2 separate regions of the Homo sapiens genome follow, and region 2 is linked to region 1. The links are chromatin loops, found by intact Hi-C in ENCODE. Cell type or tissue: mammary epithelial cell. All regions are shown on one strand. Links, peaks and the distances in the headings refer to the core of each region. The heading gives the core; the rest is flanking DNA.

The links. Peaks named below come from ENCODE experiments on the same cell type or tissue, not always from the same donor. Only the 100,000 strongest peaks of a DNase experiment are listed, where the experiment ranks them.
Region 2: it touches region 1 in a loop (2.9-fold over the local background); 1 of 110 quality-filtered maps calls a loop at or near these places.

What each region holds. Positions count from the first base shown.
Region 1 is chr3:38,623,200-38,630,342 of GRCh38, reverse strand. It overlaps SCN5A (sodium voltage-gated channel alpha subunit 5), which reads left to right. Exons shown (of 28, transcript NM_000335.5): 3 at 1-32. Among named protein-coding and RNA genes, the nearest start is that of SCN5A, 23 kb to the left of the region's middle. RefSeq lists an enhancer at 1,544-2,043 and a silencer at 4,759-4,940. In mammary epithelial cell, for the core only: a CTCF peak has its summit at 2,192; no DNase peak of the experiment used is centred there.
Region 2 is chr3:38,680,103-38,696,059 of GRCh38, reverse strand. No RefSeq gene overlaps it. Among named protein-coding and RNA genes, the nearest start is that of SCN5A, 38 kb to the right of the region's middle. In mammary epithelial cell, for the core only: no CTCF peak of the experiment used is centred there; a DNase peak (open chromatin) is centred at 8,559.

The DNA.
Region 1 (7,143 bases), core at 1-5,000:
CGGAGAGCGGCTGTGAAGATTCTGGTTCACTCATATCCTTTGCAGTTAATACCTGCTGAGTACCCCCTGGGGGCCCACGCTGGGGATGTGCACGTGCTGCCCCCACCCCACCTCCATTCTAGTTTAGGAGTGAGAGTAGCGCTGATTCCCTGCTGGTCCTAAGACAAATGCATGGTCATGACCTGGGAGCTGGTTGGAAATGAAGAACCTCTGACCCTCCTCCAGACCTGCCAAGTCAGCACCTGCATTTTCATTTGATCCCCAGGGGATTCTTGGGCACATGAAAGTTTGAGAAACCCTCTTCTGATTCTTCAGAACATTCTAGAAGCTAAGCTACTGAGGATCCCAGAAGAAATGACGTCTGTCGGGCTCTGATATTGGCTCCAAATATCCCTCCCCACCACACCCCCTTGGTCCGTCCTCCTCCCCACCCACTTGCAGGGACCTTCAAGCAGGTCACCAGAACTTAGCCAAGGAAAAACCATTTCCCAATAAAGAGGCCTCTAGTTTATTCACATGTGGGCATCTTTTGAGGGAGGCAGCACTTGCTTTTTGATTAGGCGTTGACAAAATGTTTGCAGTTTCAGAGTATCTCAAAGAACTCTGGTTAGCATTAAATTATATAAACCACAGCTGAAAAAAGCTCCAGCCTGCAGAGGAGAGCCATTGGAGTGATGCAGCGTAATGAGGGACTTACCGGGCTTGGGCCTGAGAGGGGCATCATTTGGGCAGCACACTGCATGGGGCGCCAGCACCTAATCACTCTGTTCTCTGGACTTCAGAGAAGGGGCCCCATAGATGGAGCCTTCCGGGAGGGTGGTGCCAGCTGCAGTCAGAGGCATGAGTATTTCACTGCGAGGGCCTGGGCAGGCCTCCCTTTGGCCAGTGGCAACCAGGGTGAGTGCACACACGCAGGTGGCTCTGCTGATCATCTAAGCGACACTGCTGGGCTCAGCAGTGCGACCGATTGTGGGTCTAGCGGGCTGGCCCCACAGAGCTCTCCAAGGTCCCCTTCAGCCCCTTCTCTGAATGGACTTTTTTGAGGCCAAGACAAAGACTTCACTCACTAACCTCTGGCCAAGGCAGGAGGCATCAGGATTACAGATACCTAGTGAGGGACTAAATAACCAGGACTGAGGCTGGCAGGTCAGGAGCTTTTCCTGCCCGGGCAGGGATGGGGGATGCTCCTCCTATGGCTCCACTTTCTTCCCACCTGTGCCCAGTGCCTGATCCTGACCCCAGGGGTTCATTGGAGGGGCATGCATGGCAAGTGGTGTCTGCATGCACATGTGCAGTAAAATGCATGCGTCCAACCACGTGTCTGCTCTCCAGCCTACCCCTGCCTTTCTGGTGGGGTTCATGAGACAACCCCACATGCAAACCATGGCTGTGGCGTGAGCAAAGTGGGAGGCAGACACTGTGGAGAGGGACCATATGTAGCGAGCAGCCTGCCATTCACAGCTGCATCTTATTTTGTGGGGCAAGTGTGGGTCTAGATTTCATCTTGAGCCATCCTGAGTTCCCTGTAGGTGTCAGGCTCTTTGCTAGGCACGCTGGGGTATCGAGCCGAATAAGACCCCGTCTGGGCCCCTTGGGAATTTTATAGTTCCCCTAAAAGTGATAAGGCAGCTTCGCAAATAGTTATGCTTTCTGCCAGAGTGTGGTCACAGCCTGGTAAGAAGAACAGAGCAGCAGGAGGAGGAAAGGCCAGCTTTTCTTGCTCTGAGCCCGTCTCTGGCCTCACTCCGGGGGTGTGGCCTCTCTAACAGCATCCTCCAGCTCTCACCTGGGGCTTCTCCTCCAGGTATCTAACCAACCCAGCACTGTTTGGCAGCCACAGAAGCCCTCAGGGATGTAGCAGAAGCTCCAGAGCTCCTGCAAGGTGCTGAGCTGGGTCGTGGGGCAAATGAAAGGTCAGGGAGGCAGGTGGGCAAGGGAGGCAGTGGGGGGCCCTCGAGTGCCCAGCCTGGCCAGACTGTCCATTGAGCAATGGCTCTGAGGCTGTGAGGTGCTGCTTCCACCTGGAAAAACTGGCCCTGAGGGCTCGGAGCCAGCCTCTATCCCCCAGGACAGCTGCCCCAGGGAATTGTCAAGCATCAGTGAGGACCTGTACTGGGTTCCCAGTGGCTGCCTTGACACTGCTGCTGCCTGGGGATGGGAGCACATTGCTGGACCTCGACAGCGCCACTTAGTGGGCTCAGTGGGCACTGGGGGGAAGAAGAGGCCTAGATTTGTGGGGTTTGGGAGCAGCCCCTCAGCAACACTGTTGAGCCTTGACATTGAGTGTGGTGTGTGGACCAGTAGCATCAGCTTCACCAGGATGTTGTAGGAGTGGCCGAATCTTGGGCCTCACCCCAGAACCTATGTGTAGCAAGGTCCCATGTGCATGCCACCCTAGGGCAGTTGCTTCCAAATGCTAATCTGAGGGCCATCTCAGTCTCACCTGGGAAGTTTGTAAAAATGCAAAATTCTTAGCTCTTTCCAGACCAGAATCACCAGTGTGAGGCCTAGAAATCTGTAAGTGCTCCATGATTTTTTTTTAACTTGAGGTATACTACTTCATATACCATAAAATTTATCTTTTTCTTTTTCTTTTTTTTTTTTTGAGATGGAGTCTCACTCTGCCGCCCAGGCTGGAGTGCAGTGGCGCAATCTCGGCTCACTGCAACCTCCGCCTCCTGGGTTCAAGCGATTCTCTGCCTCAGCCTCCTGAGTAGCTGGGATTACAGGCGTCCGCCACCACGCCGGGCTAATTTTTGTATTTTTAGTAAAGGTGGGGTTTCACCATCTTGGCCATGCTGGTCTTGAACTCCTGACCTCGTGATCCACCCGCCTCGGCCTCCCAAAGTGCTGGGATTACAGGCAGGAGCCACCGCACCCAGCCAAAATTTACCATTTTTAAGTGCACAGTTCAGTGGTTTTTAGTATATTCATAAGGTTATGCAACCATCACCACTATCTATTTCCAGAACATTTGCACCACCCCAAAAGAAATCCTGTGCCCATTATCAGTCACTATGCATTTCTAAAGAACATCAGGTCTCATGTTTTGAATGGTGAACTTTTGCTGTGCTTAAATTTTTATGCTCATTCAAACATCTAAGTTCCACATGTGCAAAGTTCTGTGCAACGCCCTTTGGGAATGGTAAGTGGGGCAAAGACAAACTTAAAAGTGGGCAGGAATGCAGCCTGGTGAGAAAACCTGCTCAGTCGTGACAATCCAGGAGCTCACAGACCGTAGCAAGTGCGCAGTGATTCCGCTTGGCCTTGTTCTTGGCTCCATGCTTGCAGTGTATCTCTGGGAAGTTACCAAAAAGTAAATATGGGCATGTGGAATGATTTTTTTATATGTATTTTTGTTATAATCCTGCAGAATGTGTTCCTGCTGGGATTAAATAAAAGAAACCAACTGAACTCCATATCCTACCGCAGTCACATTCAGAGAGGCCTCACACACACACTGAGAAGTATTTTGCCTTCTTGGTTGTATAGGATCTGTGCACAAAATCCTCCCACGTTCCTCTACCAGATTCAAATGGGCAATCAAACCACATGTCTGTGGTGTATGTGTGTGTGCCTGTTGATTTAATAGCACAAACACATGAAAATACCCCTCCAGAGTTAATTACCTTTTCTTTGGGTGGTTTTTTTTTTTAAACTCCCTGGGATCTGAAGACTTAGGCAGCCCAAGTGTCAGGCATTCCCCACAACTCAGGCACTCCTTGCTGGCATTTTTATCATGAGGCTAGGAGTGGGTGTTTAGGGACAATGACATGACAAGATTGAAGATGTTCAGCTGAGCATAGACCTGGAGAGCTGGCCTTTGCCTCAGCCCACACAAGGGACCAGCTCAATCATCAGCCTGAAATTACAAGGCAGTGCAAACAGGTGTGCCCTGGCCAGGAGTTCAGTTGACTCGTCTCTATGGTATTGGCTACGTGCTGGGCGCCATGGGGGACCTGGGTATGCTTTAGGCAGAGTCATATGGACTGGGTGCTCAGTCTAGGAAGGAAGAGATCTCATACGTGCAGAAGAAGGATTGACAATTGTGCAAGTGCTGTCCTCAAGGCCATGGGAACCAGGCAAGGATTTTGAGCAGTGAAGTGGCAGAGAGACAAGAGCTTGCTACACGTCACCCTAAGCCATTGCTGTGTCTGGAAAAGGTAAAACCCAGATAGACAGCTCCTGTCATTGCCCACCATGGGACCCAGGTCCTGACTGGTGGGATCCAGAGGGCTGTGTGCCCTGGCTCTTCCCTGAGTCTGGGTGTTCAAGTCTCACTCACCTCTGCCTGGGTCCAGCCAAGGCCTGTAGTACAAGGCAGCCTGTTCACACCACTGCTCCCTGCAATGGGGCCTGTTCCCCCACTCTAAGGAGAGCTGTGAGTGGTCCCCCTAGAGCTGGAAGGGACTTGGCTCCACCGAGAGGAGTCCACCACCCAGCCTTCAGCACATGCTGCTTCACCATGACCAGCTGGGCTGACTGGTTGCTGGAGCAACCCTGGCCAGCCTTGGTGCTTATCTAAATGCCTCTTCCAGGAAGCCTTCCTGCCCAGCCCAGCCAGAGGCATGTTTGGTTTTTTCATAATATCCCATGTCAGAGCGTTTTGGGGACATGGCTCCATTGCCCCCCTGGCTCCCACTCAGGGCCAGACACACATGCTCAAGTGGGATTTCCTCTTACAAATAACAAATAATTCCCTCCCTCCTGTACGGTAGTCTCCCCACATTCGACGGTGCTCTCTACCTCGTTTGGTTTTCACACCGCCCCATGGGTGGCAGAGGCCAGGCGTGGAATAGCTTACCTGCTTGGCATGTGAGAGCCAGAAGCAGCATGACTCATGCAGACCCTCCAGTCTGGAGGCAGGAGAGTGGACCGGGTGGCCTTGAATGTCATCTTGCAGAGGTGGTGCAGCATGGGGCCTCAGAGTGGGGCCCAGATCAGGAGAACCAGGGTGCATGCTGGCTCAGCCATTGATCAGCTTGGTACCAGGAGTACTTTCCCAGGAATGCTGTAACAAATTACCACCAATGCAGTGGCTTAAAGCAAAGCAGATTTATCACCTTACAGCTTTGGAGGTCAGAGGTCCAAAATGGTTCTTGCTGGACTAAACTCAGGGTGTCAGCAGGGCTACACACCTTTTGGAGGCTCTAGGGGAGAATGTGTTTCCGAGGCATTTCCAGCTTCTGGAGGCTGCACTGGATTCTTAGTCTGTGGTTCCCTGTCATCATCAAGCCAGGAATGACCGGTTGAATTTCATGTCACAACACTCTGCCTCTCTTTTGCTTAAAAGGACCCCTGTGATTATACTGAGTCTACCTGGATAATCTAGAATGATCTCCCCACCTCAAGATCCTTAATTTAGGGCCAGGAGCAGTGGCTGATACTTGTAATCTCAGCACTTTTGGTGGCTGAGGTGGGAGGATTGCTTGAGCCCAGGAGTTCAAGACCAGCTAAGCAACATGGTAAGACGTTGTGTCTACAAAAAAAAATTAAAAATTAGCTGGCTATGGTAGTGTGCACCTGTAGTCCTAGTTACTCAGGAGGCTGAGGCAGGAGGATCTCTTGAGCCCAAGATTTCAAGACTGCGGTAAGCTGTGGTAATACCATTGCACTCCAGCCCCAGTGACAGAGCTAGACCCTGTCTCGCGGAGGCCAGGGGAGATCCTTAATTTAATCACATCTGCACGGTCTCATTTTGTCATACAAATTAGCATATTCACAGTTTCCGGGGATTCCTCCATGGCCACCTTGGGGGTGGTGGGGGCATTATTCTGCCTACCACAGTGACCTTCAACTTAACCTCTTTGTGCCTCAGTCTTCTCATCACCTAAAATGGAAACAAAGTCCCCATCACATATGGTTGTTGGGAAAACTGAATTCGCTGATGGACACGGAGAGCAAATTCTGGTACCTAGGAAGGGCTCAATGAATATTCACTCTTAGCATCATTGCTTGCATATTTTAGGAGTCACCTGGGCTCCCCAGTAGATGCTTAGCAGCAGATCCGTGGGGATGAATAAAGACTGGTTGGGGGGCTTGTTAACCATCTGCCTAGTGAGGAAAGCCTTGGCACATACCCCGCATGTGGGCAGTGTGTGTGTGTATGTGTGTGTGTGTGTGTGTGTGTGTGTAAGGGAGAAGGGGTACTGATACTGAGATGATTATCTGATCCTGCCTTGAAAGCTGGAGAGGGATATAAGCCTGGCCCTGGACACCCTCACACGGGCAGAGGGCTGGGCAGATACCAAACTGACGGAGGGACCCCAGGGCCTGAAGTGATGCCTTCTGGTCACGGAGAAATCAAGGCTTCCTGGAGCCATGGCATCAGAGCCGAGCAGTCCTGTTGGCTCAGTCCTTGTTTGACTAAGGGAGAGTCCCAAAGCCTAATTTCCTCTCGTCCCAGATGAGAAACTAAATAATTATAAACTGGAGGCTGGTTTGAGATGCTGATTTCCTGATTGCCTGACTCCCTAGAAGAGGAGCAGCACGGAGGGCATCTACCTGGTTAGATTCCCGAGAGGCATCCCCACTGTCCCCAGCAGGGGCAGTCGGCACCGCAGCCAGGCCTGGTCTGTGCTCGGACTGCACTGGCCTTCCCATCAGGTGAGGTGGAGCTATGCTAGGGAGGCAAGAGGCAGCCCCTGGAGCTCAATTACCGCAGCTCCTGGGCGGCCTGTGGGAATCACCAGTTTGGCAGCTGTGCATACGGGGCTGAGGCCGGGCATGGTGTTGAGCGCTTGGGGGCAGCCACAGGGAGTGGAAGGCCTAGCCACTCCTCTGGGGCTGGGTAGGGATTTGTGAGAGAAGCACAGTGTCCCTGCTCTAGGCCAGGCCTCCAGGGGTGCCCCAGCCTACAGGAGGCCCAGAGTCTGCCCCCTTGTTCCTCTGCAGGCCTTGCAGAGGTGGAGGAGGGCGATTGGAGCTTTGTCTAGCCTGAAGCAGCAGCTAGGAATTGTAGCCAGAGTCAGGCTCAGAGAAGTCCTGGGCAGTTCAGTTCAAGGCCAAGAGCCCACAAGTAGACCTGAAGCACAGCTCTGGTACTTGAAGCGCTGCCTTGTGATGGGAGACAGATGGACATTGCCGTTCAGTGAGCCACCAGGGCTAAAAGAGGGGTGCCCGAAGCCCGCAGGGCACAGAGGC
Region 2 (15,957 bases), core at 5,545-10,544, 60 kb before region 1:
ATGAAGAAAAGCAAAGACTCCCTATAACAACATAGGACATAGGGATTGTAATGACAGTCATGATCTTCCATTAACTCTTGGCCCATTCCCAGCCACAATCACAAAGATTCAAATATATAGCCAATTCATTGTCTATATATTTGATCATTTCATAAGATTTTCCATTTGTATAATTACAAAGCACAGTGGCTGATACATCTCACATGCCTCAAGAATACAGATTTGCCGAGGCCTTGCTCTCCCTTTTCTGTCACTATTAGCCCATAAGAAGTCAAAGAGGCTCTCAAGATGCTTACTGGGAGTTGGCAGCATCCACAGATGCAGGTTAATAAGATGATGATGGGATAGCAGAGGTACCAAGCCATCTCAAATCAGCTATTCTCTGAATGCCTGATTTATTCTAAAAGATGAGTTCAACCAAATAACTCTTCCTCTCTCGTACCACTGAACCCGGGAGCACAGATACTGACTGTGCAGCTTCTTCAACGTCTAAATCCCATGTGGATGATGAAAAAGCCATCTGAGATACTAGCCCAAGTGTTTATAAGACAGCTAAGTGGACAGAGAGTTTGGGCACAGGTTTATTTTTACAATGATATGTGAAAGAATTAAGTGTGCCAAACCATCAGACTGGTTCTATTAAAGCAGATGATACTATTCTCAAAAGTATTTTTACTTTGAGTTGAATTATGCTCCCTAAACATAGGAACATAATTCAACTTTATGTTGAATTATGCTTTGGGTTGAATAATGTTCCCTAAAAGGGTATGTTGAAGTTCTAACCAATAGTACCTGTGATTGTGACCTTATTTGACATTAAGGTTTTTGCAGATGTAAACAAATTCAGATGAAGGTGAGCCCTAATCCAATGACTGGTGTTGCTAAAATATGAGGGGAATTTGAACAGAGACACACAGAGAGGAGAATACCATGGGAAGATGCAGAAAAAAACACACACAAAGAAAAGACAGCTGTATGGAGACACAGGAAGAAATCGGAGAGATACATGTGCAGGCCAAGGAATGGCAAAGATTGCTGAAGCTAGGAGGAGACATGGAAGGCAACGGTTCTCACCTGCGGGCTTCAGAGGGAACATGGCTCTGCCAATACCTTGATTTTAGACATCTAGCCTCAGAAGTGTAAGAGAATAAATTTCTATTATTGTCATCTACCTAGTTTCTGGTAATTTGTTACAGCATCCCAGGGAAACTAATCCATTTCTCATTTTTTCTGCACAAATGCATTTCCTAAATTGTAATGGGAAACATTGGAAAAGGGATGCAATATACACATCTTGCATGACACGGAGTTTTTGGAAATGTATCCAAATGCAAGATTATCTTTTGAAAATTTCACTAGAGCCAGTTTCCAAGTTCACCTGGTGGTACAATTACAAGGTAGAAACTAGATTTCCATGGGAGCCAACCTGAGAACCAGAGCTACCTTCTCAACCCCACCCACAAGAGGTAAAACTAGAATCTCTCTGGCCCAGAATGTGAGGATACCTTAGCACTGAAGGGAGATAAGAGACAGGATAATGATGCTGACTGTACAAATATCTGGAACCTGCAAGTTCTCAAAAGTATGCCTCCACCATAAACACCGCCCTAACTTTTTATACCATTAAACTGCATAACACATAGACACAGATGGCAAATAACATTCAGAACATCCACTTAACACAGAATAGTAGGTATCGGCAGAGCCCTGGTGTGCTGGAGCATTTGCTTAAGACAAAAGTGAAGTCACTTTCCTAAGTGTTAGGGATGCAAGATAAGACAGATCTTCAGTCTGGAGCTGAACACAGGCTGAAGGTTTACAAATAAATTAAAAAGACAATTCCTTTTTTTTCTTTTTTTAAAATTATACTTTAAATTCTAGGGTACATGTGCACAATGTACATGTTTGTTATATAGGTATACATGTGCCATGTTGGTTTGCTGCACCCATCAACCCGTCATCTACATTAGGTATTTCTCCTAATGCTAAAAAGTAAAAAAAAGTAAAGGTTTTTATTATCATTAGACTGTGTAACTTAAGAATGAATGACTTAATTATTAGGGTTGCCAGTAACAAATCAGAAATAGAGTATATCATTTCCAAAGTAGGACAAGGGGGAACTATGCTAAGAAACAATTAGCCAATCAAAAAAGTAAGGTTAAAAAAAAAACAGGATTAGGATTGACTTGGCAATGTGGGCTCTTTTTTGGTTCCGTATGAACTTTAAAGTAGTTTTTTCCAATTCTGAGAAGAAAGTCATTGGTAGCTTGATGGGGATGGCATTGAATCTATAAATTACCTTGGGCAGTATGGCCATTTTCAAGATATTGATTCTTCCTACCCATGAGCATGGAGTATTCTTCCATTTGTTTGTATCCTCTTTTATTTCACTGAGCAGTGGTTTGTAGTTCTCCTTGAAGAGGTCCTTCACATCCCTTGTAAGTTGCATTCCTAGGTATTTTATTCTCTTTGAAGCAATTGTGAATGGGAGTTCACTCATGATTTGGCTCTCTGTTTGTCTGTTATTGGTGTATAACAAAGCTGGAGGCATCACGCTACCTGACTTCAAACTATATTACAAGGCTACAGTAACCAAAACAGCATGGTACTGGTACCAAAACAGAGATATAGACCAATGGAACAGAACAGAGCCCTCAGAAATAATGCCGCATATCTACAACTATCTGATCTTTGACAAACCTGACAAAAACAAGAAATGGGGAAAGGATTCCCTATTTAATAAATGGTGCTGGGAAAACTGGCTAGCCATATGGAGAAAGCTGAAACTGGATCCCTTCCTTACACCTTATACAAAAATTAATTCAAGATGGATTAAAGACTTAAATGTTAGACCTAAAACCATAAAAACCCTAGAAGAGAACCTAGGCAATACCATTCAGGACATAGGCATGGGCAAGGACTTCATGTCTAAAACACCAAAAGCAATGGCAACAAAAGTCAAAATTGACAAATGGGATCTCATTAAACTAAAGAGCTTCTGAGCAGCAAAAGAAACCACCATCAGAGTGAACAGAAACCTACAGGATGGGAGAAAATTTTTGCAACCTACTCATCTGACGAAGGGCTAATATCCAGAATCTACAATGAACTCAAACAAATTTACAAGGAAAAAAATCCCATCAAAAAGTGGGCGAAGGATATGAACAGACACTTCTCAAAAGAAGACATTTATGCAGCCAAAAAACACATGAAAAAATGCTCATCATCACTGGCCATCAGAGAAATGCAAATCAAAACCACAATGAGATACCATCTCACACCAGTTAGAATGGCGATCATTAAAAAGTCAGGAAACAACAGGTGCTGGAGAGGATGTGGAGAAATAGGAACACTTTTACACTGTTGGTGGGTCTGTAAACTAGTTCAATCATTGTGGAAGTCGGTGTGGCAATTCCTCAGGGATCTAGAACCAGAAATACCATTTGACCCAGCCATCCCATTACTGGGTATATACCCAAAGGATTATAAATCATACTGCTATAAAGACACATGCACACGTATGTTTATTGTGGCACTATTCACAATAGCAAAGACTTGGAACCAACCCAAATGTCCAACAGTGATAGACTGGATTAAGAAAATGTGGCACATATACACCATGGAATACTATGCAGCCATAAAAAATGATGAGTTCATGTCCTTTGCAGGGACATGGATGAAGCTGGAAACCATCATTCTCAGCAAACTATCGCAAGGACAAAAAAAACCAAACACCGCATGTTCTCACTCATAGGTGGGAATTGAACAATAAGAACACATGGACACAGGAAGGGGAACATCACACACCGGGGACAGTTGTGGGGTGGAGGGAGGGGGGAGGGATAGCATTAGGAGATATACCTAATGTAAATGACAAGTTAATGGGTGCAGCACACCAACATGGCACATGTATACATATGTAACAAACCTGCACGTTGTGCTCATGTATCCTAAAACTTAAAGTATAATAATAATTAAAAAAACCCGGGATATAGAGACATACAGAATAAAAGAAACAAATAGAAAAGACAGAGTAAAGTAGTATATTCAAAAACAAAAATATTCATAAATTACATTAAATTTAAATGGACTCTGGGAAAAAGAGTGTCAGTCAAGATTTTTAAAAATTCAAATAAATTCTGTTTACAGAAAGCCACACAAAACCTAAGGTTACCAAAAGGGTACAAATACAAGTACATAGGGCACATTTACAAAAATAGTCCGTATGCCTGGCCATAGAATAAAATTCAAACAATGTTCAAGGGATTAAAAGTATATGTATGTTTTCAGACGATAATACAATTTAGCTGAGAATCAATTACAAAAGGAAGCAGACCCAAGCTTATATATGGACCCTTCATATATGGTAAAGACGGGATAACACAGAGTGAGGAAAAGATAGTCTTCCTAAAAGTGGTGCTAGGATTATTGTGTTTTCAGAAGAAAAAGAAAAAAAATTAGACCCCCACCTAAAACTGTACTGAAAAATCAGTTTCAAGTATACCTAAATGTGAAAGACAAATCTATAAAGCTGTTAGAAGATAATAGAGGAAAATATCTACCTGACCATAGAATAAAGAAAAGTGATAAATTTGACTACATTAATATCTAGAACATCAGTTTATTAAAATATATATTAGGAATGAAAAGGCAAAGTATAGAATGGAAGAAAGTATTTAAAACACTTATATTCAACAAAATAATATTCAGAGGAAATTTTTATTAACTTCTACAAATCAATGCAAAATAGATAACACAATAGAAAAAAAATGGCAAGAGACTGGAAGAGGCACTCCACAAAAAAGAAAATCTGAATAACCAATAAGCATATGAAAGTATGCACAACCTAATTAGTAATTAGGGACATGCAAACTAAAATCACAGTGAAATACCACCACACATCTATTCGATCTGCAAAAATGTTAGAGTCTAAGAAATATCAAGTGATAACAAAGATGGAGAAAACAGGAATTCCCATTAAAGAGAGTGTAAATTGGTACAACTTCAGTCATGTGTAGCTTAACAACAGAGATGTATTCTGAGAAATGTGTCTTTGGGCGATTTTGTCACTGTGCAAACATCATAGGGTGCATTTACACAGACCTAGATGATATAGCCTACTACACATCTGGGCTGCATCACCTATAGCCTGTTGCTCCTAGGCTACAAATTTGTACAACATGTTACTGTACTGAATACTATAGGCAATTGTAACACATTTGTGTATCTAAATATAGAAAAGGTACAGTAGGCCGGGTGGGTGGCTCACACCTGTAATCCCAGCACTTTGGGAGGCCAAGGAGGGCGGATCACGAGGTCAGGAGATTGAGACCATCCTGGCTAATATGGGGAAACCTCGTCTCTACTAAAAATACAAAAAATTAGCCGGGTGTGGTGGCTGGCACCTGTAGTCCCAGCTACTTGGGAGGCTGAGGCAGAATTGTTTAAACCCAGTAGTCGGAGGTTACAGTAAGCCAAAATCGCACCACTGTGCTCCAGCCTGGAAGACAGTGTGACTCCATCTCAAAAAAAAGAAAAAAGAAAGAAAAGAAAAGATACAGTAAAAATATGGTATAAAAGATAAAAATGGTATGCCTTTGTAAGGCACTTACCATGAATGAAGCTTGTGAGACTGGAAGTTGCTCTGGTGAATCAGTGAATGAGTGGTGAGTGAATGTGAAGGCCTAGGACATTACTGTACGCTTCCTGTAGACTTTATAAACACTGTACAGTTAGGCTACACTAAATTTTTTAAAAGTATTTTCATTTCTTCAGTGATAGCCTTAGTTTCCTGTAACTTTTTTACTTTATAAACTTTTTAATTTCTTTTAACTTTTTTACTCCATAATAATACTTAGCTTAAAACACAAGAACATTGTACAGGCTATACATAAGTATTTTCTTTATATCCTTATTCTACAAGCTTTTTCCTATTAATATTTTTAACTTTTTTGTTAAAAACTAAAATACAAACATACATATTATCCTAGGCCTACACAGAGTCAGGATTATCAATATCACCGTCTTCTTTCTCCACATCTCGTCCCACTGGAAGGTCTTAGGGGCAGTAGCACTCATGGAGCTGTAATCTCCTATGATAACAATGCCCTCTTCTGGAATACCTCCTGGAAGACCTGCTTGAGGCTGCTTTACAATTAACTTAAAAAAAAAGTAGAAGGAGTATACTTTAATAATAAAAATATGATATTGTAAATATATAAACCAGTACCACTCACTTATTTTCATCATCAAGTATTATGTACTATACATAATTGTACGTGTTCTACTTTTATATGACTGGCAGCCCCATAAGTTTCTTTACACCAGCATCACCACAGACATGGGAGTAATGACTTGTGCTACCACTTTTTGTTGGCTATGACATCACTAGGCAACAGGAATTTTTTAGCTCCTTATAATCTTATGGCACACCATCTTCTATGTGGTCTGTTATCGACAGAAATGTTATCATGCAGAGCATGACTGTGTTTAGGAAAACCGCTTAAATTTACCTAGAAGAGTTGAAGATACATAAACCCATGACTCAGGTTTTCCATTCTTGGGTATGAAACCTGGAGAAATCCATGCACGCATATTCCAGGAGACATTTACAAGACGATTTCTTATCAATATTGTTCATGATGGACCCAAATTAGAAACAACCCAATGTCCTTCAACAGTAGGATAATTTAATAAATTGTGGTATTTTTTAATGTAATTTTATGCAGTAATGAAAATGGATGAGATACAGCTTCAAACAAGTCTAAAAATGAACCTTATTAAATGAAAGAAGCCAGGCATAAACTATATCTACTCTATGATTATATGAGTTTCAAAAACAGGCAAGATTAAACTATTTTGTTTAGGAACGTATAAAGAAAAGCAAGGGCTGGTGACCACAAAAGTCAAGGTTACTGGTAGACGGAAGATAGCGCTTGTGACTGAGATTGGCAATGTTCTAATTATTCATGTAGGACGGGTGCGGTGGCTCACACCTGTAATCCCAGCACTTTGGGAAGCCAAGGCGGGTGGATCACGAGGTCAGAAAATTGAGACCATCCTGGCCAACAGGGTGAAACCCTGTCTTTACTAAAAGATACAAAAATTAGCTGGGCATGGTGGCACGTGCTTGTAGTCCCAGCTACTCAGAAGGCTGAGGCAGGAGAATCGCTTAAACCTGGAAGGCAGAGGTTGCAGTGAGCCAAGATAGCGCCGCTGCACTCCCGCCTGGTGACAGAGAGAGACTCTGTCTCAAAAAAAAAAAAAAAAAAATTACTCACCTACGTGGTTCTCTTAACGAGTATTGTCTTTATGTCTATGCATTAGCTAAACATATTTGTCTCATGCATTTTCTGTGTGTGCTCATGATTTTAAGAAAAAAAAGAGATTTTAAATGGTTCAGCTTTGATACTCTATCTCATGATTTTAAGGAAAAAAAAAAAGAAATTTTAAATGGTTCAGCTTTGATTCTCCTCCCTCTTCACAGAAGTAGTTACTATTTGCTACTCTCAGTGGTGACATTTTATGTCTTGGACTTGGATTATCAGAGCTGAGTTGTAAAAGGTGGCGTAGGAGTTCAATAACGGGTAATAAAAAATAAAATTCTAGGAAAAAGTAATAAAAACTGCAAAGGACACAGAAGATGTGCATGTGGATGAAGAGTTTGAGGAAAGGTAACCAAGCTATTGTAATACAAGCATATCAGGGAGTGTGCGAGTGAGTAGAATATGCTCACAATGGGCACAGAGTTTTATATCCCTCTGAATTATTTTGGATGGTACTTTGAGTGATATTAAAACTTTTCACAATCTGCCTGGCGCCAACCAATTAGCAGGAACTGACCATATTGCTGAAGCAGGCCCCCTGCTGCATCAGGTATTAACCCTTTCATTGTTGTATTGTGGGGAGGTCCAGAGAGAGGTCCCAAAGAAGGGACCAGGATAGCTGGCACCGTAGGGAGCCCTTTGGAAGACTTGAGGCAGCCGCTATTTCCGAGTCAGTATAGAAATATCTCATTATACCTGCATATACTGACCAGATATTATCCCATGTTGCAAGTGATAGAAATCCCACCTAGATTAGTTCCCGGGAAAAAGGAGAAAGAAAAGAAGACATTTTCATCTACTAAACCGGAAACCCTGAGATGCAGCTGGATCTGGGCTTAGCTGGATTCAGGAGCTCACACAATGCCATCGGGATATCATCTCTCCCTCTTGACTCTGGTCTCTTATATGTTGGCTCCATTATCAGGCAGACTCTTTCCATGGGGTAGCCAAGATCACCTGCAAATTGCTCATATCTGTGATCTCAGAGGGGAAGCTTAACTCCTACCTAATGATTCCAGCAAATATCCAGGAAGGCATGTCATTGGCCCTGATTGTATTACATCCCTTTTCCTAAGCAAACATTGTGTCCAGAACGTGCAGCCCACTGGCCATTCCTGGATCATGTGCTCAATCAGAATCAGAAACTGGGTGGAGAGTAGTTCCCATATAGAGGAGCCCTGTGGCCATAACAAGAAGGAATAGATGATGAATAATAGCTGCTCACCGCATTCTACCTCATGGCTGCCCAGTGTTAGCAAACTTCCTTCTTTCCAGACATGCAATAACAAGAATAACTTCCTAACATGATGTAACTTTCTCACATAAAACCATACACTCCAGAGCCTTGTCCAATTATTGCATTCAGCTTCAAGTCAAGCATGTTTCAATAATAGATATCAGCAACTCCTGTCAACTCTGCTTTCAAAATGCATCCAGGATTTGACCATTTCTTACCACCTTAACTTTCAACTTTATCCAAGTAGCCATCATTTTTCACAAGTTTTATTTCAATTTCTACTCTTACCCTCAACAATCAATTCTCAAACCACAGCCAGAGCTCAAAATCCACCCATGGCCCCAGGGTGCTCTGAGTAGATGTCATTACAACTGTTTCACATCATCGGGCCCTCACTCCTCCCTGACCTCATCTCCCCTCCACTCACTCCCTGTGCTTCAGCCACGCTGTGCTCCTTGCTGTTCCTTAAACACACAAGGCATGTTCTTGCCTCAATGTCAAGCCCATGGAACTTGCTTTCCCTCAGCCATTATAACCATAGCACTCAGCCCTGTGCTTTCTTCAGTTCTTCTCCGACCGGCCTATCTAATCGTGAGCCACAACCACAGCACTTAACACCCTCTGGGATCTCATACATGAACTTGGCTATGGCCTGTCTTCTCTACTAGAATGTAAGCTCTGTGAGGGCAAGGACTCTTCTTTACTCATTGATATATTCCTAGCCACCAGAACAGTATCAAAGTAAATTCAAAGATATTTGTCAAATGAGTGAAATGCTTTCTTCCTGATCAGTTTAGAGGTAGCTCTTCATGGCCCAGTACCCAAATGCTAACCATGCAATTGATAGTATAGGATAAACATGTTAGCTTCCATTTAAAAAACCCTATTTAGAAAAGGAGAAACCACATCCCGAAGTGCCAATCCACAATATACCCTGAAGCATGTACTCCTTGACCTGACAGTGGAGAGTTTTCTTGGTCTTGATCGCTGGAAGAATTCCTCATCCACTGTCCTACTTCCTCATGAGACAAGAGCACTGGGAAGAGATTCCCTCTTGAGAATAGGCAGCTTATTGCACTTTCTGTTGGCACCACTGGGCCCTAGAAATTCCCTTCAGGTTTGAGCAATCACAGGCCATTTCTTATCTGGAGTGAAGTTTCTCTGGCAATGCAACTCCCTCAAAACCCCAGTCTCAAAATATAAGAGATTTTTTCTGTCATATTTTACCAACTTGTCAGATCTAGTGGGTTACGCCCCTTCCATCTAGACTTACTTAGACCTGTATGTTACTGTCTTTTAACAACAGACCTCTTGTCCTCCTTCCCGCCAGTTCTCAGATGAGTAGCCTTCATCCTGGCTTTAGCCTGCCACTGTATAAAGATACTGCTGAAAAAACATAGGCTTGGGTTTGAAGGCACAGTTTACTTCCCCCTCACCCCAGTCTGTATCCCACTGGACAGCTCTTTAAATTGGGGTAATATCTTTTTTTTTTTTTATTCAGCAAATATTTATTGAGTGCTTATTATAAGGCAATCATTTTATAAATGCATTTTATTTTAGGGATCTTTCTCTTGCCACAAATAAAATAACAGGAAGGATTGAGTTTTGCAGTGTTAGAGTGATTCTTGGGTTGGATCAAGACATTGGTGAGGGATAACCAGACAATTATGGGGTAATATCTTTTTTGCCCTACAGAGAGTGCAAGAGAGGGGAGGAGGTGTCAGGCTTCTCCCAGCTCCTATTCTTACCCCATCTCAATGTACCCAACCAGTGGTGTGCTGGTAAGTGTTTAAAAAAGTCAGCTCTTCAGGAGAAAAAAGAAAAACTGATATGTAGCATTTTCTGCCTTGTCTAGTGTAAACACTTCCACCATGGCCCATATGAAACTACTAATGTGACCACCCTGAAGATAGAATTGGGAAGAGATGTACACAGTCGACTTGAGCCAATATGAGCCAGCTCTGGCACACCACTGTTTCCAGCCCCATTGCCTTCTCTCCACCATTATTAGCCTGGGACAGAAATTTGCTTTTTCTACTCTTCAACGCGTAAGCCTATAAGATCTAGGGTTCTTGCCATAAAGAGAAAAAGCTTCCCCTTCGGCTTTAATATGGGCCAACTTAGGCAAAGTAAGTTTGTCTTCATTTGTAGGACTTTGCTAAGCCTTACAGAAAGTAGCCCACACCTTCCAAATCCTAGAATTTTTCCATCAAGGCCCTAAAACTCCTACTGCAAGAGGCAGGTGGCCTGAGTCTTCAGATACAACAGGCTACAGCTAATGGCATAATAGAGATTTCCAGATTTGGATCTGGGGATAGGAAAGTCTCAGTGCTCTACACTCAAACCTCAGTTTGGCCAATGACACATTTTAGAATCTGTTAACAGTAACACTCATCTCTAGGTATCAATTTCTGCATCAGAATTATTCAGTTATAAGCATAGAAATAATCTAGTAGAAGGCTATGGGAAGCTCAAAGAATGAAAGAAAATGCTGAAGAACCAGGGAGGATGGCACCCCAGGCTAGGTAGGTTTCTGGGCAGCAGGCAGTAATAGAAAGTCTCTTCAGGAGGCCAAGACCAAGCAGTTCCAGTTTTTTCCCTTGTGAGTCTCCCAGTTAGGATTCAAATTTCAGGAAGAGAGCATCTAATCGGCCCAGCTCCAGTGGAGGAAGAGAGGGGCATTTAGACTGATAGCTCCAACAAGACCACGTGCAATCACCTCCTCTCTCCAACCCCTCCCTCACCCCCAACAAAAACGTGAAAGCACTGTTACCAAAAGGAGGAAGGAAGCTGGTAGGCAAAAATTCCCCATGAATATTACAATTTACAGGCTGTATTCATGTTTTTTAAAGACGCTTCTGGCCACGGTTACAAATTACATAAAAGCTGAGCTTAGGTGCAGGGAGATTAGGTAGGAGGTTGTGTCCAGTGCTGACCTGATCTAAGGACTGTTGAGTCTCTCAATCAAACTAACTAAAAGCCACTAAGCCTGCTTAGATAGGATGCCAAGGACATGAACTAGGCTTCCTGCTCCCACCTTCATCTCAGGGGAGATGGTCAAGTACTTTTCATCTGGATAAATACTCCCTAGGCCCCAAACATTGGCAGTGAACTCTGGCTCCAGAAAGTCATTCAAACATTCCTTGAAATGGAAATATGTTTGAAATGTGTCCTCCTGAGGAGACCCAGATAAATCATCACTCACCTGAGTTCAGGTAGAAAAAGGCAGGATTTGCTGGGGGCATCAAATATACACCAAGGAAATCCCTGTCTACTGCTGACCCTTTAAATACCAGTTCTGACAACAGAACCAACAACAAAACCTGGTCCATATGCACACTGCACTAAGATAAATTCTAAAGGGGGGTACATGAAGAAGACTCATTTTTTTTTCCTTACCAGAATTGAGTTAACTGATTGTTAGAAATGTGGCTATTCCTACTTCCAGCTTACAGATTTAATTGCATTATAAAGCAATATAAAGATGTGTGTGTGTACTTGTTGAATAATTATGTTCTTGAAGCTAGAACAAGGAGCCTCAGAAACACTTGGAGGCCGAAGATGTCTGGAAATGATCCACGCAGAAGCATTCAAACTCATCTGCTAAGCGATATGGCTCTCCTGACAGAGCTCTGGATGAGAGGGCAGATGGTCCCAATTTGACTCCAGGCCTTCTGTTGTGCATGTCACAAGTTCCTTGAGCAAATTTTCTCGTCTACACAATTGGAGGAAAGATTACTGGCCTACCAAACCCATCAAAGAAGTTCAAAGGGGATGAAAATGCTTTGTAAGGTTTGAAAGAGAAAAACAGCTTTGGGAGGGGTTGTTATGGCGGGACCATTATGAAATTCTGCAGCAGATAAGGAATGTGCAAGGGGGTGCTTAACTCCCAGAGCTTCCCCCTAATGAAGTAGAATGGCAGAGCCTCCAAAACACCAGGCCCTTAAGAGGAAAGAGGGCTTGAGTCCTTCCTACAACACTCCCTCCTCTGAAAACATTCTCTTTCTTTCACTTTCTTTCCCTCTCCCTCTCTGAACACCTCATCCTCTGGCCATCTTTAAATATCAGTGCTGGCCAGGCACAGTGGTTCATGCTTATAATCCTAGCACTTTGGGTAGGCCAAGGCAGGAGGATCACCAGGAGCTCAAGAACAGCCTGGGCAATTTAGCAAGTTGCCCATCTCTACAAATTTTTTTGTTTTAATTAGCTGGGTGTGGTGGCTCGCACCTATAGTTCCAACACTTTGGGAGGCTAACGTGAGAGGATCACTAGAGCCCAGGAGTTCGAGGATACAGCAGATATGGAATGTGCAAGGGAGTGCTTAACTCCCAGAGCTTCCTCCTAATGAAGTAGAGCTATGATTGCACCACTGCACTCCAGCCTGGGTGTCAGAGTGAGGCACTGTCTCTAAAGACTAAAAATGTGAGTGCTCCCTAGAATTCAAAGTCACCCCTCCTCCCCTGGCTCCAGCACCTCCTGGTCATGTCCACCTGAATGTTCTCAGATCACTCCAACTCACACCTCTTTTCTCATAACAAGTCTCCAGTGCTCCCTGCCCTTTTCAGGTTACCACTCACCTCCCAATCCACCCAGTTTGGACACTCAGAGCTAGCTATGCTTGCTGCCTTTCCACCTACTCCATCAGCTAAGTCCTGGGCTCTCTATGTCAAATCTCTACCTCTCACCATCTGTTATTTTTACTCCTCTAACTCAGGGTCTTGCCTTCTCTCTGGATTAGTATGATTACTTCCCCCAAACTCTTTGAAATATTAAATTTACTGCCTAGAGATGCATTCAGCCTTAACACCTCCACCTCAGTCCAGTGCTATAATTCCCATCACTCTGGCCCCAACCCACAGTGACTGAAAAGTCATGCCCACTCCACCCACAACCAAGCTTGCTTCTAGCTGACCCTAAACTGCTCTGAAGCAGAGGATGATGCTGGCGCTTCTTTGCTGCCCACTTAGGGTTGCCTTGCAGTTCACACAGAGTTGGCCAGCCATGGCTCCATTTTGCCCTCCTCTTTTATGTTAAGTCACTAAGTCCCATTGACCCCCTACCCCGTATTCTTTAGGAAGGAGCACCTACAGGCCAACCATTTATTGCCGTTGGCATAACTTTTAAACATTCTCATGCTAAGAGATGCCTTCCACTCCTGCCCAGAAGAAAGAAGCAGAAAGATAAAAGGGGGGGAATTAGAGAGCCCATCCTGCCACACTGTCCCCCTCCCAAGTGGCAATGCTGCTGTCCCTGCCCCACTGAGTAGAGGGGTGGCGGGTGGGTGACACTGTGCTCACACACAAAGGAGCATCTCACCACATTGCAGGGTCCTCCCTGGACATGCTCAGCACTTGGGTCATCAAAATAGATGGCAGCTCCTCTAGAGACCACTGTGGGAGGCTATGCTCAAATTCTACCATGTCAACCCTGTAGCACATACCACTGGGGCTCCGTGCCACATCCCTTGCCTCATCTGACTTGGGATACAACTCTGCAGTTTTTCTGCCTCGGGGCTTTCTCCAAAGCCATTGGGCTTTTCTCCACTGCTATTTTTCAGGAACAGCAGCCCAGAAGCTGTTCTTCCTGTGGTGGGGCAAGTACAGGGGGATGTTGACACTCTTGAGGCCAACCCTCTACCAAGGGAGGACAAGAGTTGGAAGATAAATATCGTAATCTCCTTGGAGAGACAGTTCTGAGCCAAATTCCTCAGAGAATCCCCAGCAAGCCTAGGCTCTAGTGTAGGGCTAGGTTTTCATGAAACTGAGAGTGAGAGCTTCCTTACCTTCTGCACCCCAGGCCATTCTCTCAACTCGCCTTAGTCCCTGCCCTGCCCTGTTACCCAGGGCATTAACCAGCTTTTCTTGGAGTTTCTTCCTTCACGGCTTACTCTCCCTGCTCCTTCACTTTTACTTCCTGGAATAGCCACCCAAATAAACTCTGTCCCCAAATTCTTGTCTCAGCTCCTGTTTGGGGGAAAGCACAAATTAACACAAACCCCCAGACATCCCGCTTCTCAGAATTGGGAAGTCACTTTCCCATGCCATCCACATGCTAACGCTCCCATCTCCAGGCTTGCTATAGATGGCTCCTGGAGAAAGGAAATCACTTCCTCTAGCTTATGTGAGTTGTGGAAGGGTCCCACCCAAAAACAACATTGTCATCTCCAGCTCCCCACCGCTCACCCATCGCCCATCTGCTTTTGACCAAGGAGGCGGGTGAAACTCCTCTCTACACCCTTTCAAAGCACTACTGAAGGCTTTGATTTTGGCGGCAACTGCTTTGGGACCAAGTAGATCCTCACCTCCCCTCTCAACTTTCTGTGAGAAAGAAAAGGTTAATTATAAGCCCAAGTTCTAGCTTCTCACTGCCTCTTGTAAACTGACAGGACTCCCAATAAGTCTATAACCACCTATGGCCCTTTTTCCATCAGTTTATTGTACTGGACTACTTTGGAAGTCACACTTTGCAACAAGGCTCTCCAAACTGTGACTGTACCCAGAAGCTGTCATGGTTCCTTTTCCTGGCACACAACATCAGGCTAAGTTGCTGTGGCCTACTGTTAATAAGAAGCTTAGCTTTTGCCGCTCAGAGCAGCAGAAGACTGTGGGAGAAACCCTCAGGCTTCTCCCTTGTTGTCCACCTCATAAAAGAAGTCAGTAGGCAGCCAAGGCTCTTTCCTAAACATGGAGAAATAAGGGCTCCAACTGGTGGCTTCATTCCAGTGGCATCCTACGTATGGACTATGAGGTCCACCTACCCCACTCACTGTCCTTGTTTTGGACAGAGCCTCTATAGTGTCTCACTAAGCTCTAAAGTCTTTCTAGATAGGGATCTCCTTGAGGATGATGGAGCACATTTCAGATATATTTATCCTGCCAGCTTGAACACTTCCTATAATTCTCAAAATCCCTCCCTGAATCTCTCCCATACAGAGTCTATAGGACCAAGATTAACTGCCCCCGCAATATGCTGCCATGGTGGGAAGAGCACCTCTGTGTCAATCTTGGTCCTCCAAGAGCCAGTCTCTCAAGTCAAAATTACATTGCAAGAGATTCATGGAGTGGGACATTTATAAAGAATAAAAGGGAAGGGAGAAGGAATCAGCAGAAAGAACCTCTGATGTGATGCAGGTCTGCTGTCTGTAAAAGGAGAGAAGGAAGGAAGTAGGATTAGATTGGAAGAGCCTCAGTCTGCAGTGCAGCCAACAGTGGGAAAGTCTCAAGCAGGTTGGTGAGGAGTCTTAGAATAAAGAGTGCCCAGTGGAGGGGTCTTCAATGGGCAAGAATGGCCTAATTCTAGAACCCCACTCTTTAGTCATTGATGGAGGCAGCATGGGAGGAACATGGCTTTTGCATGAACATTATGCAGTAGAGTAGATTCTGAAGGTGTCACAGA